Regions from separate parts of the Homo sapiens genome. Here region 2 is linked to region 1. The links are chromatin loops, found by intact Hi-C in ENCODE. Cell type or tissue: IMR-90. All regions are shown on one strand. Links, peaks and the distances in the headings refer to the core of each region. The heading gives the core; the rest is flanking DNA.

What was found. A loop is a pair of places that touch in the nucleus more often than their neighbours do. Peaks named below come from ENCODE experiments on the same cell type or tissue, not always from the same donor. Only the 100,000 strongest peaks of a DNase experiment are listed, where the experiment ranks them.
Region 2: a loop joins it to region 1, with 3 times the contacts of the local background. A loop is called at or near these places in 1 of 110 quality-filtered maps.

What each region holds. Positions count from the first base shown.
Region 1 is chr13:97,796,680-97,804,801 of GRCh38, forward strand. No RefSeq gene overlaps it. Among named protein-coding and RNA genes, the nearest start is that of IPO5, 150 kb to the right of the region's middle. In IMR-90, for the core only: a CTCF peak has its summit at 3,813 (motif pointing left); no DNase peak of the experiment used is centred there.
Region 2 is chr13:97,391,946-97,400,067 of GRCh38, forward strand. MBNL2 (muscleblind like splicing regulator 2) reads left to right here. Exons shown (of 9, transcript NM_001382683.1): 9 at 1-2,175. Among named protein-coding and RNA genes, the nearest start is that of RAP2A, 38 kb to the right of the region's middle. In IMR-90, for the core only: no CTCF peak of the experiment used is centred there; a DNase peak (open chromatin) is centred at 3,716; H3K27ac peaks cover 285 bases.

The sequences.
Region 1 (8,122 bases), core at 1,484-5,483:
TGTCTTCTAAATATACATTACAAAAAGGCAAGGTTTATGGCAGTGTGAAATAAAAATTTAAAAGGTTCTAATGTGTATAATACATATTGTATTGTGTATGCATTTTTTTCTGTTTGAATGCAAACAAATTAACAGTTACTTTTAAGGATAGGACCTTCAGGGACTCCGAGTGGGCTTAGAAATTTTTACTCTTCATTTTCATTGAATGTTGCATTGTCTTAGTGGGTGCATGTATTAATTTAATTTTTACTTCTGTTTGTTGTGTTTTATAACGTTAATGGTGTATTTCTGCTGAAAATGGAGTTGTCAGCCACTTCTGTTTTCTTCCTTTTCTAAATTTAAATACATAGTATTAAAATAATTACCTAACGATAGGGATAGATCCCGATTCTGTGGGGTCTGATGTTTAAAGAGAACCCTCTTTAAGAAAAATAAAAATAAAAAAATCTTACTTTCGCAAATTTCCTGCTATATCACAAAATTTAGTTGTGCATGTGCTCATTGGTCTCCTCTCTACTAGAATGTAAGATCCACACGGGCTGGGTTTTTTTATCTGGTTTATTCACTACATTACTCCCAGTACTAACACATTGTAGACACTCAATATTTGTCGAACAAATGAATTAATCGGGTGGGAGGTTGAACTCTGTGACCTCTAAGTTCCATGACAATGCTAAGATTAGTGAGTCTATATCTGGGGACTTCCTATTCCTCTTACCTTTCCCTACCCCTACCTAAGAAAATCACTTACCCAATTTCCACTTCCCATAATTCTTAGAAGGAAAAGGATGTCCTTTATCACACATCTGAGGTAACGAATAATACCAATCGGTAACGTTGTTTAGGCAAGTGCTGTACATCCAGCACTAACTTTGACCTGCCCAGCATCTGCTGGCAAGAAGTTCTGTAGCCATGATTGGTTATTAACTCTTAATCATAGCCTTCTTCTGCAATCAAGAGCTTTGATTAACTCCATTTACAGTCCTGAAAGGGCAGAAGTGAGGGGGCGGAAGGAGTTGTGAAATTAGACGGTAATGATCATTCTGGGCTCCACAGCTAGTCCAGGGTGACTATTTCATTTCTTGTTAGTCCCTAAGTGATAAAACGCCAGGATTCTCACCCTCCTGTCATGTGTTTCCCTCTCCAAGACGTTTCTGCTGTGAGCCTGACTGCCAACCTCTGTTCCCAGGGGTGAGGCTATTGCCAAGAGAGGATCCAATACAAAAAGCAAGTCAAGCCAAGAGTGTACCTGGTCAGACAGGGAGGATTGTCAGAGGGGGAGACCAGCAGTGTTAAAGCCCACCACCAAAGGCCTGACATTCCATTAGCAGAGTGCACACTTCCCCTAAACACTCAAAGTATTGGGCTGTTCTTGAAAGCAGCTGTCTTCTTGGATCATGATGATGAGGCCAAGGCTGAAGCTCCCTATTCCCTCTTTTGCCTATTTTATGAGCCCAGCACCATCTGGGATGATATTTGGCTTTTGAACCTCACTAAGAAAACAAAATTAGCCCTGGATGAAGTTATTACATTGCAAATATCTGATTGTCATTCAGAGTTTTCTGTGATCTAATCAGTTCTCATCAAGTTCATATCATCCAAAAAGCACTCTGAGGATAGTGTGTCTTGTAAGAAATAGCTCACCTTCAAGGGTCATGACATGTAAACTGGTAATTACAACACAAAAGAAAGCAATGACTCAAGTCCCAGAGTGGCTGAAACCCTATCTGGTGGGAATCAGAAAGGCATCAGGGAAAAGCAGCTTTGGAGATAAGTCTAAACAAGGAGAAATATTTCAACAGGTAGAGATGAGGTGTGAATCTACAATGTTCCTCTAAACTTCTGAAACATTCACACCTTTAAATTTTTCACTGAACTGTGTTGGGCTTAATTCATTCAGTTTCAACCCCTCATTTGCCTATTTTTCTCCACCGAAGTTGCAGCGTGATGGGAACAACGCGTTCTGCCTCCGCCCACTGGCTGGCAGAAGCGTAATGCCTGCGAGCAGAAGGGGTAATACTGGAGGCTGAGTCACAAGCTCCATTCTTCTTTTTTAACTGCTCTATTGAGGTATCATTGACAAATAAAAATTGTATTTATTTAAGGTTTACTGTTTGATGTTTTGATATATATGCATTGTGAAATGATAACCATGGGTCAAAGGGAACATAGCTTCAATTATGCAGACTCCACTCTGACTTGTAGCCCTACTGATGAAATGCTGCTCTGTAGCTCTGGTGGTCTGATGTTTTTACACCAAAAACAGGCCAAGCCAAATAAGTTTCGGGAGACTGTCCTGGCAGGAAGCCTTTATATTTAGATTAATCCAAAAGGCGTCATTTGTTAACTGCGGCACACTGTGCCTGAAGCGCAGGTCACGCAGAACATCTGGTTTTGGTCAAGTCTTAGTTTGTATTCAGTTTTCCAACTGGGCTGAGTCAACACAAGTTCAAAGTATGTGCCCTGTAACAGACAATACAGCCTGCTATTGAGCTGTCCGGGACACCCAGCCTTCTGCCCTAACTCTGTCACCTTCGACAGGGTATACCTTTAATCTCGGTGACTCGAGGAAAAGCAAAGGGACGCCTGTGTTTTCTGTGCATTCATTCATTAGCTCTTCATTAAGACATTGTCATTGACAATCAAACAAATGTTAATGGCATTTCTTTTTTTTCCTTTGAAATCAAGATAACTCTTGTTCAGACAACATACAACATCATGTCTAGAACATACTATCAGGACTAAAGCCAAATGCATTATGCAGTGTCCCCTCTAATGGCAGTGTGTGGATGCTGAAGGGTTTGTGAACATTCTGGGTGAAGCTGCAAGCTCTTTTATTTTATTTATTTTTTTTTTTGGAGTGTGTTTTCATTTCGACGCTTGTATTAATGTAAATAGCTCCTCTGGGTAATCACCTTATAACCAATTACATTTCCAGATTTCATGGCTCATGTTTGCATTTCTGTTTGTAGTTATGTTGGAGAACCATCCAGATAATGGGAAAAGAAGTGAGATTAATCGATAAATGAAGCATTCTCACTTAATGAAAACAAAATGATGCTAAAATGACTCACTATACAGATGAAGGTTTGTCATGGCATAAGTAAAATAATGTAATAGGAAAATTGATTAACCACATAGCACATGGGAGTATAGGCACAGCAAACTCATGCCAAATTCAGTGGTGAATAGCCATGTAGTTTCAGCAAAATAACACCATCCTCTACATCCCATTAATGTTGTCAATTTGTCACCTTTTAAATTTTTATTTGTATTAACTTTATAAATTTTATTTTAATAAATCATTTTATAAAAGCTGTAAACATAGCATGTTCTCTCTAGTTTTATGTTTTTATGCATTAGGTAAAATAATAAAAATGTAAAAACAATTTAAGTCAAAAATTAAAATATCAAAAGTGTTATTACCCTTTTGCTCAAATTTGAGAAATAGTGAAGTAAGCCTAATCCTCCCTATGTGTCTAAAATGTGATGGGCTAGGTCAACAAGGCAAGAGCCCTGACTGATTTTCAAGCCAGTTGAATTAGACGAGAAGAGTTTTAGAATAATAAAAGCAAAAACGGTCAAGGAGCTAAGAGTTCAAATCTCAACTATGCCATTTGCAGAGTGTCAGAACTTAGATAAGCTACTTCCACTTCTCTGGGCTTCAGTTTAATCATCTGTGAAATAAGGAGGTCTTAGTATAGAACTATTTCAGGTCCCTTTCAACTCTGAAATTTTATGGTTCTATTTCTCCTTTATTCTAAAGAAGTTAAAAGACAGTCTCTGGGTCGTAGAAGCCTGCCCTCTGCTGGCCGAAGCCCATTCTTCAATCCTGACGTCTGCCAAGTGTGGAGATGAAGAGACCTAGACCGGCCTCAGCCCTAGAAAAAGGTCTAGGCCCTAGAAAAAGTTAGGGCCAGACGCGGTGGCTCATGCCTGTAATCCCAGCACTTGAGGCAAAGATGGTCCGGTCCCCTGAGGTCAGGAGTTCGAGACCAGCCTGACCAACATGGGGAAGCCCCATCTCTACTAAAAATACAAAAAATTAGTCGGGCGTGGCAGCGCATGCCTGTAATCCCAGCTAGTCAGGAGCCCGAGGCAGGAGAATCGCTTGAACCCGGGAGGCAGAGGTTGCAGTGAGCCAAGATGGTGCCATTGCACTCCAGCCTGAGCAACAGAGCGAAACTCCGTCTCAGAAAAGAAAAAAAAAAAAAAAGTAAACAAAAAGGCAGCCTACTTTGCTTTTTTTTTTTTTTTTCTTTTTTTCATCTTCTTTCTGTTATTTTCTTTTCTTGGATTCTGCTCTTGGAGTAAGGGAATGCTGAAATGTCCTTCACAGTCATCCTCATCTCTAATCTGTTCTTAGGCAACAGCCCTGTCTATACGCAGTCACCCTACAGCGACTGGGTTTATACCATGACATCCCAGTCTCGCCTCACCACAGCTAACTGGCAAGTCAAGAGCAGCTAATCCAACTATTCGGTATCCTATGGCATGACCTGGAGGAAAAACAGGAGCTGCATGGTGTAGTCTTGCATATGAATTGATGAAATCTTAAGCTAAAGAGGTGTCAGAGTCCACCCCCAAGATGTCCCTGGAGATCTCCACCTCCTAGCCTTTATGTCTTGTGTCGTCCCCTCCCACAGTGAATGGGACTGACCTGTGGCACCAATAGCATATTGTAGAAATGGCAACATGTGACTTCCGAGGCTGGGTTATAAAAGCGAGCTGCCTCCGCCTTGCTTGCTCTTGGATCACTCCCTCTGGGGGAAGGAAACCAGCTGCCATATTGTTAGGACACTTGGCAGCCTATGGAGAGCCCACATGGTGGCAAACTGAGACTCCTGCCAACAGCCAGATGAGTGAGCCATCTTGGAAAAAGATCCTCTATCCCCAGTTATGCCCTGCAATGACTACAACTCTGGTTGTTGTCTTGACTACACCCTCATCACAGACTCTGAGCCAGAAACACCCAGCTAAACTGCTCTGAATTCCTGATCACCAGCAACTGTGTGAGATAATGTTTATTGTTTGGTGCCACTAAGTTATGGGGTAATTAGTTACAAAGAAATATATATCAAATATAAGAGATGGCACCCTGAAGGCATCTTTTGGGAAATTCAGGGAAGATCTGGGGCTATCAAGGACCCCTGGTATTTATACCCCTCATGATGTAAGTCCCATCTGTATGCACTAAGAAAGGAGGTCTAGGGGTTCTCATGGGTAGTTACCAGGATTGCTATGTCTGGAGGCAAATATGACTAGGAAGTATATTTTGGTAATGCTCTGGCCTATTGGGTAGAGAAACATAATGTAGAATCATGACATAAGAAATTAGTCAAGGAAAAGACAAAATTTCAACCCATATGTAAAATAAGTTGGCAGGCCCTGCCATAAGGCACAAGAGGGTAAAAGTAACACAGCTTTGAACAACAACAACAACAGAGTAACAGCTAGAATCAATGTGTTTGTGGGTGCATTCAGAAAGTAAAGGAGTACACATGTATGTTGGGAGACAAAGGAAGGATGAATACAAAAATCAAGACTGAGAAAGGTGGGGTTGAGGAAGTTGCAAAAACTGTAGGCTTAGTGCCTACATAGGGTATCCAAAAAGTCCAATGTGCTGTCTTCAAATGGGCATGGTAAACCCTGCTTGCTTGGGACAGATATCAATATCCAGTTGAGTTTTATCTGAATGGTGAGACATCGCACAGCTGGTCAGGCGATAAGCACAATCTTAGGCAATCAGTCCATCAGCAGACCATGTGGTTAGTGCTTGGATCGACAGAGAGCAGAACACAGCCTGGGAACATGTTTCTCCAATAGAAACATGCTTTAGATCAAAACTCCTGGCTCAGGAGAGAAATTGAAGCAGTATATGGACTGGATTGTCTCAAAGGGACTAAAAAGGCTGGGACTCAGTAGATAGATGCATGCATGTGGCTTGGCTAAACACACTGGGTACCAAGACACATTTAATTCCTGATCCCTGGAAGTTCAGGACTGATTTCAGAACTGGTTGAAGCTGGGAAGGCATGAGCTGGCAGACAGCTTGAATGTTGTCAATGACAATTGTTCCACCAGCATTGTAAATAAACTGATCTACCAAATATTTTTGAGCAATTATAAGGTGTAAACAACAGGGAAGGAATTTCGCCTTGAAATTTCTAGAAAGCTATTCTTATTGTTGCCACTCTATAGAGACAAGAGAACCCCACTCAAAATTCAGTTTGGATGTTGATATGGTTTGCCTGTGACCCCACCCAAATCTCATCTTGAATTGTAGCTCCCATAATTTCCTCATGTTGTGGAAGGGACCCAGTGGGAGATAACTGAATCATGGGGGCAGTTTCCCCAATACTGTTCTCATGGTAGTGAATAAGTCTTGCGAGATCTGACGGTTTTATAAGGGGAAACCCCTTTCGCTTGGCTCTCATTCTTCTCTTGCCTGCCACCATGTGAGATGTGACTTTCACCTTCCATCATGATTGTGAGGCCTCCCCATCCACCTGGAACTGTGAGTCCATTAAACCTCTTTTTCCTTATAAATTACCCTGTCTTGGGTATGTCTTTATCTGCAGTGTAAAAATGGACTAATACTCACTCACTCTAGTCAGTTATCAGTCATAAGACATTCCTAATCCTTGTGCATATTCTGTCACTGCGCTTACTTTCATTAATTTTTAAAATAATGATTTGCATCTCAATAGATGCAGAAAAACTTTTATAAAGCCCAACATCTTTTTATGATCAAAGCTCTCAAACTAGGCATCAAAGGAGCATACCTCAAAATTATAAGACAAGTCTATGACAAACCCACAGCCAACATCATACTGAATGGGCAAAAGCTGGAAGCACCTCCCTTAAGAACTAGAACAAGACAAGGATGCCTACTCTTAACCACTTCTATTCCACATAGTACTGCAAGTCCTAGCCAAAGCAATCAGGCAAGAGAAATAAATAAAAGGCACCAAAATAGGGAAAGAAGTCAAATTATCTCTCTTTGCTGACAATATGATTCCATACCTAGAAAATCCTCAACACTCCACCAAAGGCTCCTAGGACTGACAAACCACTTCAGTAAAGTTTCAAAATACAAAATCAATGCACATAAATTAGTAGCATTTCTATGCAGCAATAATGTTCAAGCTGAGAGCCAGATCAAGAGCACAAACCCATTTACAATAGCCACAACAAAAATAAAATACCCAAGGGTACATCTAACCAAGGAGATGAAATATCTCTACAATGAGAACTACAAAACACTGTGGAAAGAAATAATGGATAATACAAACAAATGGAAAAACATTCCCTGCTCATGGATTGGAGGAATCAATATCGTTAAAATAGGCATACTGCCCAAAGCAAGCTCCAGATTCAATGCTATTCCTATCAAACTACCAAAGCCATTTTTCACAGAATTAGAAAAAATTATTCTAAAATTCATATGGAACCAAAAAAGAGCCCGAATAGCCAAAGCAATCCTAAGGAAAAAGAACAAAGAGCATAACCTTACCCAACTACAAACTGTACTACAAGGCCACAGTAACCAAAACAGCCTGATACTGATACAAAACAGACACATAGACCAATGGAACAGAATAAAGAACCCAGAAATAAAGCCACACACTTACAATCAATTGATCTTCAACAAAGTTGACAAATATAAGCAATGGAGAAAGGACTTCCTATTCAATAAATGGTGCTGGGATAATTGGCTATTCATATGCAGAAGAATGAAACTGGACTCCTACTTATCACCACATAGAAAAATTAACTCAAAATAAATTAAATACTTAAACGTAAAATCTTAAACCATAAAGACCGTAGAATAAAACCTAGGAGCTACCCTCTAGACCTTGGCCTTGACAAAGAATTTATGACTAAATCCTCAAAAGCAATTGCAACAAAACCAAAATTTGACAAGTGGGACCTAATTAAACTAAAGAGCTTCTGGACATTAAAAGAAATTACCAATAGAATAAACAGATAATCTACAGAATGGGAGAAAATATTTGCAAACTATGTATCCAACAGAAGTCTAATAATATCCAGAATCCATAAGAAACTTAAACAATTCAACAAGAAACAACAAATAACCCCATTAAAAAGTAGGCAAAAG
Region 2 (8,122 bases), core at 1,805-5,804, 400 kb before region 1:
GACACATCAAAGTGTGGTGTTTGGTTTGCCTGGAGATGCCACGTTGAATCATGTGATTCTAGATTAACATTAAATAGATTGAAAAAGAAACTTTGCACGGTATGAGCTTCATACCCCACCAAACAAAGTCTTGAAGGTATTATTTTACAAGTATATTTTTAAAGTTGTTTTATAAGAGAGACTTTGTAGAAGTGCCTAGATTTTGCCAGACTTCATCCAGCTTGACAAGATTGAGAGGCCCATGCCAACAGTCTAATCTAAGAGATTAGTCTTTCAAACTCACCATCCAGTTGCCTGTTACAGAATAACTCTTCTTAACTAAAAACCTAGTCAAACAAGGAAGCTGTAGGTGAGGAGATCTGTATAATATTCTAATTTAAGTAAGTTTGAGTTTAGTCACTGCAAATTTGACTGTGACTTTAATCTAAATTACTATGTAAACAAAAAGTAGATAGTTTCACTTTTTAAAAAATCCATTACTGTTTTGCATTTCAAAAGTTGGATTAAAGGGTTGTAACTGACTACAGCATGGAAAAAAATAGTTCTTTTAATTCTTTCACCTTAAAGCATATTTTATGTCTCAAAAGTATAAAAAACTTTAATACAAGTACATACATATTATATATACACATACATATATATACTATATATGGATGAAACATATTTTAATGTTGTTTACTTTTTTAAATACTTGGTTGATCTTCAAGGTAATAGCGATACAATTAAATTTTGTTCAGAAAGTTTGTTTTAAAGTTTATTTTAAGCACTATCGTACCAAATATTTCATATTTCACATTTTATATGTTGCACATAGCCTATACAGTACCTACATAGTTTTTAAATTATTGTTTAAAAAACAAAACAGCTGTTATAAATGAATATTATGTGTAATTGTTTCAAACATCCATTTTCTTTGTGAACATATTAGTGATTGAAGTATTTTGACTTTTGAGATTGAATGTAAAATATTTTAAATTTGGGATCATCGCCTGTTCTGAAAACTAGATGCACCAACCGTATCATTATTTGTTTGAGGAAAAAAAGAAATCTGCATTTTAATTCATGTTGGTCAAAGTCGAATTACTATCTATTTATCTTATATCGTAGATCTGATAACCCTATCTAAAAGAAAGTCACACGCTAAATGTATTCTTACATAGTGCTTGTATCGTTGCATTTGTTTTAATTTGTGGAAAAGTATTGTATCTAACTTGTATTACTTTGGTAGTTTCATCTTTATGTATTATTGATATTTGTAATTTTCTCAACTATAACAATGTAGTTACGCTACAACTTGCCTAAAACATTCAAACTTGTTTTCTTTTTTCTGTTTTTTTCTTTGTTAATTCATTTAAACTCATTGAAAACATAGTATACATTACTAAAAGGTAAATTATGGGAATCACTGAAATATTTTTGTAGATTAATTGTTGTAACATTGTCTTTCTTTTTTTTCTTTTGTTTCATGATTTTGATTTTTAAAATTATTAGCACACAACTATTTTCAGCCCTTTAATAATGGAGCATCAAAAACATCACCTGTAACCCCAAGCAAATATAGAAGACTGTATTTTTTACTATGATATCCATTTTCCAGAATTGTGATTACAATATGCAAAGAGTCATAAATATGCCATTTACAATAAGGAGGAGGCAAGGCAAATGCATAGATGTACAAATATATGTACAACAGATTTTGCTTTTTATTTATTTATAATGTAATTTTATAGAATAATTCTGGGATTTGAGAGGATCTAAAACTATTTTTCTGTATAAATATTATTTGCCAAAAGTTTGTTTATATTCAGAAGTCTGACTATGATGAATAAATCTTAAATGCTTTGTTTAATTAAAAAACAAAAATCACCAATATCCAAGACATGAAGATATCAGTTCAACAAATACTGTAGTTAAGAGACTAACTCTCCACTTGTATGGGAACTACATTTCACTCTTGGTTTTCAGGATATAACAGCACTTCACCGAAATATTCTTTCAGCCATACCACTGGTAACATTTCTACTAAATCTTTCTGTAACACTTAAAGAATTCCCTCATTCATTACCTTACAGTGTAAACAGGAGTCTAATTTGTATCAATACTATGTTTTGGTTGTAATATTCAGTTCACTCACCCAATGTACAACCAATGAAATAAAAGAAGCATTTAAAAGGATTGTATAGTCTTCCTTCTTTTTGTGTTGAGACAGATTGATAATTCACCAAACAAAATAGTTTTCACCTTCACACATACAGTATTTGTTAACTTCAAAGAAGACCAAACTCGGGTCTTCGAATGGAAAACTGATAGTTTTTGCTTTTGGCTTTGGCTTTTTAGCAGCAAGAAAAACAATTAAAAATGGTAATTTGAGAAGTATTTTTAGTATTCTTTAAAATTAGAAGTGAAAATAAAGCCCACCACTCAGCCCTCTTCTTCACATCTCAGACTGATAATGAAAAGATATGGGATCAATGGCATCAGTAACTAAATGGGAAACAAAATGTCAGTTTCATGAATAGATTAGATTTTAAAAAGGACCCATTAAGGTATAATAGAGGCTTCTGTAAGAGCTTGATGGGATAACATGAATCAGACCTGAGGCTGCAGAAAGAGATAGAATGGTGAGTTCTATTCTATGCAGAGGTCCTAGCTAGGTGGCTCAAGAATAGAACAGGAATTCAGCAAAGAGAGGGTGATGAGGGTCCCTGCTATTCTGTCAGTAAGCAGTCTCCTCCTAAGAGGTGGTGTGTGGGCAGAAGGAGCAACAGAAGCTCCTTCTTCAGCCTTTTGAGACCCACCATATTTGTCAAGGAAGGTGCTATTGGCCTTTTGGGTGGGAACACTCCTTGTCACACTGAGATTAGCAGAAATTGCCTTCTCTGTGGGCCAAGGCAGAAACATGAGTTTTCTCCATGGCAGATTTAAAGCTTCAGGCCTCCTGAGTGGTTATGATATAGCATAGAAAACACCCATATTCAGCAGATACAAATAAAGCTGCTTGTATTTTTTAACTATCCCATCAGGATTTCCAAGGCTAAAAATACTTTTAACACCTCTGTGGATATTTGAAAAAATGGCTATATATTTGGATGAGTGATTTTTGTACTGTAATGCAAAGGAAAACCTATCTCATCAGTCACTCCCTGCAAAAATCATTCTGTTAATAGTAAGTTCAAGATGTCAACTTCAGAGAGCAAGTTATTATTTTAAGTGAAAAATCTAAAACTGTAGTTCATGAAGTATAATTTCTATCAGTAGACTGGCTATTTATGGTACTACATCAAAATCAAAAACAAAACTTAAACCTCTCAGGATAAAAAACTATCTCTTCAGCATAGAAAATATTTGGGTATAAAATATCAATTATCTTATAATTATCTGACAAAAGAGAAGTGTCATTTCAGTTTTGGGCTCTCCAAATTTAAAATGATGTTTCAAATCAGAAATATACTCTTTATGATTAAAGTTCTATTGCAATGCCACAGATTTTAGGGGCAGCTAGGAAAACCAAAATAAAGTTCAATGTTCTGATATTTACAAAAAGACGGTAGTGGTTCCCTGCAGAATGATTTCTGCAGGGGCAACCCCCACCCCCTCTCCCCACCTCCAAAATATCCTAGGGTGTCTCTGAAATATTAGGCAATTTTTGCTGGACTGATTTATCTCCATAGAAATGACTGAGTCACTGTGAATAAGTATGATTCACACAGAATGAAACATAGTAATGATTCCCTCTATGCTCTTAGTTGGGGAGATAGATGGCAAGGATGGGAATGGGTGGAATTGAGAATGTTCACCAGGGACCTACTTATGTGCCAAGTTCTATGCTAAATATTCTATATATGTTTCTAACAAGCCCACCCTGTGTTGGAGAGAATTACTAACAACTGATAAGTGAATTCTGACTGATACAGAGATTCCTCTTCAACGTACATAGAGACTCTGCTGTGAGAAGCAACTTGCTTCTAGATCAACACTACTAGTGTCTGCCCTTAGGGTGACTAGCTGCCCGGCTCAGCTGAAAACCTCTGTCCAGTACGTGTCAAAGCTTTCACCAACTGGCTTGTGACTTCAGTTTCCTCCACTGTCAGCTACTTTGAAAAATGTCCACCCATTTGAGGTGTCCCTGTGGCACCCACCATGTAAATTGTATAAATGCTACTTGGCCTAAATTATAATGAAACAATTTCAGATATCCCATCAAATCTGGTGAAAACCCATATAGTTGTTCACATGAAATAAGGCATAAACAGAGAGTAACTGGTTTTGTTCACATACATTTTACGTAATCCTTAGGGTTACAAAGAATCTATTATACCTATAATGTAGATGAAAAAAATCAAGACTCATAAAAATTAAATAACTCTCGAAATCACATAGAGCAAACCCTGGCTTGCCCCAACTCTACAGCCAAGTTGAAATGAGCTTTATTTGTGGTAGCCTTCCAGTCAAAATTTCACTAAAAAATTCAGAGTGAAGCATTTATCCAGGTTTAAGTTGAAGTTATAAGAATCCTTTACTTGGTTACTTAAGATAAAGATATTCTTCCCTATCCCAAGAATATGATTTAGGAAATATTTTGAAACTATGGGCTACAAAGTACTCTGCCAGATTTAGGACATGGCCCAATTCTTTATTCGGACCGGAGGCAATAGAAGAAATGTTACATTGTACCATTACTCCAGTGTTACCCAGAGTTTTTTTGTTTGTTTGCTTGTTTGTTTATCGAGCTTCTATGTGGTTCTCCTGAAATAAAATATATAATGATGGTCATTGAATTTCTCCTAATAATAATGTGGCATCAAGTCATGATGCAGTTAGTCACGTGGAGGCAGCACGTGAAAAGATAGAACTTGAAAGTCTAGGGAAAAGAGACAGAGAGAATAAATTTCTGCATAAAGGCCACACATGAATGTGTACCCCTAAAATCCAACTGCATCCAGAGAGGCTGAGAAATTGAATGTTACTATTGTTGATCCCTTTCTCTCATAACTTTTCTGTGGGTTTTTCCAATTCTTTGTTTTATATAAATGAAGGAAGAGATTTATATTTGTCCTTGTGTGTAAACTAAAATGATCTAAATCAGAGCAGTCTAACTTTTCTTTTGCTAGAGAACATCTCCTTCCAACAAAAGGTCACCCTACAAAAGTCCACAAGCCAAATCGTAGCAAAGTGCTCCTGTTGCAAGGAGGTCTCTTTCCTGAGATCCGTGAATAAGCTCTGCAGTCCAGAGATGGAAACCCATGCATTTAATGTAAAATGTGTGGCTTTACAGAGGGAGAGAAATGTATTCAAAGTAGCGTGACAGCTTAGAAAAGCTGCCTCTTAAGCTCTAAATATGTCTGAGCAAATTGATCAGATATATACGGAAGTAACAAACGTACTACAGAATAAATATATTTTCAACACTCTCACACGCATATATTTATATAGAGAGCAATCTAAACGCATTAGCATTCATAAACACAAAGTCGAATGTTTTTCAGAGCTACAGAATGGAAAGATCAGTGTCTGCATTCCACAGTAGTTTAAGAGCTGGTTAAGAGCTAAGTTTCTGGTCATGCTGCCCAAGTTTAACTCTCAACTGTACTTTTTAACAGCTCCTAAGCATCAAGGTTTTTTCGCCAATAAGCCGAGTCTCACAACCGAATGTACCTTGCTGGGACATAATGAAGATTAAGTGAGATAATATATGCTAACCAGATAGAGCGGGACCCGACACTTAGCAAGATTTCAGTGAATATCAATTATTATTCTTAAAATAATATTAAAATGAGCTCTTGTGTTTCCCTGTAAGTATTTATTTCCTTTTTCTGTCCAAACATCTCTTGGCAACTAAGAGGCGCCTCTTCTATTTCCTCAATGACAATTAATGCCAAAAACTGATGGGCAAATTATAGAAAATTCATAATAACAAATAATGAGCCAGATTATTTTTGTGGAAACCTATAATTACTTCAATTCAACAACTGTTCACTGAGCACCATCTAAGCCCTGCTAAGCCATTAAAGGGATGTGAACATGGCCAAAGTCCAATGCTCTGCCCTCAAGAAGCTTATCATGTGGCAGAACAGAACCTGTTAAAAATAGAGAAAGGAGGAAGAGGATTGTATCAGTTTCCTAGGGCTCCCATAACAAACCACAAAAAGGGTGACTTAAAACAATAGAAATTTTAGGCTAGGTGCAGTGGCTCACACCTGTAATCCCAGCCTTTTGGGGGACTGAGTGGGCATATCACCTGAGGTCAGGAGTTCAAGACCAGCTTGGTGAAACCCTGTCTCTACTAAAAATACAAAAATTAGCTAGGCATGGTGGTGCGCACCTGTAATCCCAACTACTTGGGAGGCTGAGGAAGGAGAATCACTTGAACCCAGGAGGTGGAGGTTGCAGTAAGCTGAGACCGAGCCACTGCACGCCAGCCTAGGCAACAAGAACAATAACAACAACAAAAACAATAGAAATTTATTCTCTTACAACTCTGGAGGCTGGAAGTTGGAAATCAATGTGTCAACAGGGCTGTGTTCCTCCTGAGATTCCAGTAGAATCCTTTCTTGACTCTTCTAGCTTCTGCTGGTGGCTCTCAGTCCTTGGCATTTTTTGGTTTGCAGCTGCATGGCTCCACTCTGTCTCTGTCATTACATGGCCTTCCCCTTGTATGTCTCTACCTTCATGTCTCTACCTTCACATCATCTTATGAACACACTTGTCATATTAGATTAGAGCCCACCCTAATGTCTTCTTCTTAGCTCTATTATATCTGCAAAGTCCCTATTTCCAAAAAAAAAACCACATTCACAGGTATGGAGTTAGGACTTAAAACGTATGTTTTTGGGAGGACACAATTTAACCCATAGCTATAATAAGGGGGGTTGAATAAAGATTGCTTTCTATAGATTGCAAAGAATTAATAAAATATTTCGATCATGGTTTCTGTTGCTTTTCAGTTAGGAGACATGACCCACAGGGAATGTGATGGCCAAAGCCACAATGCCTCAGGGAGAGCCTTATGTTTGTTTGTTTGTTTCTGTTTTGTCTGCAGAATGAAGCAATTGGAATACAAGATCTTTTAACTTCCATTCTGGATACAACAATCTGTGATTTATCAACATCTAGCACATTTCTGACTGAACTCAACATTTATTGTACTTGGTAATTTTGATTTGCAAATATATTTCATTGTTTATAAGTTTGCATTGACCAGACTAATTTTACTTAGCCTGTGTTGTAGGGGTAGGCCCTTGCTTTCTTTCAATACACATAAGAAACTTCAGTAACCCTTCCTAAGACGTCATAGTCAAGTTTGGCCCAAAAGGCCAAGTGGGCTGTCTGCAGCTAGAACAAATATATCTAGCATTTTTTGTACCCTTATATTGTGATAACCTCTTAACATGAAGTGTCTCATTTAATCTTTACAATAAATTGAATGATTGATTCTATTATGAGCATCCCTATTTATAGATGAGAAAACTGAGGACTAGAAACTTTAGATAACTTAACAAGTCACAAAGTTTGTAGTGAAGTGAAGATTCAAACACAGCCAGTCTGCCTCTAGATCCCTAGTGTTTTGCTACCTTATTACTCCAAATGTGGTCCTTGAGCCAGCCACAGGACTACCTGAAGACTTGCTAGAAATGCAGAATCCCAGGCTGCACCCCAGACCTACTCCCAAGGGACCCATATGCACATTAAAGTCTGAGAAGTGGTGCTGTGGTACTCAGGACCAATCCCCCTTCAGATACTCTATTGACTCTGCAAAGCAGTGAATGAAGACCAATGACAACACTGGACCATTTTGATGTTCCTTGTTAGTAACAATTCAAAAGAATTGTCATTGGATGCAAAGACATCCAAAGACATCATATGTCTCTAATTTTACTCTTGTTCCTTCTTGATCTGCTCTCCCTCCACATGGCAGCCAGCACTTTCATAAAATAGAAATCAGATCACGGCATCATTCCCATCAGAGATGGATCCAGGCTTTGTGAGGCTGGAAACTTATAAAACTGGGGAAGGGAGTTCTTAAAGAAAAAGAACCCCCAAATAAATATAAAGTTAAATACAAAACTAAATATATAGAAAAGCCATTTTTATAAATTATCCATTGGACACACTACTATGATAC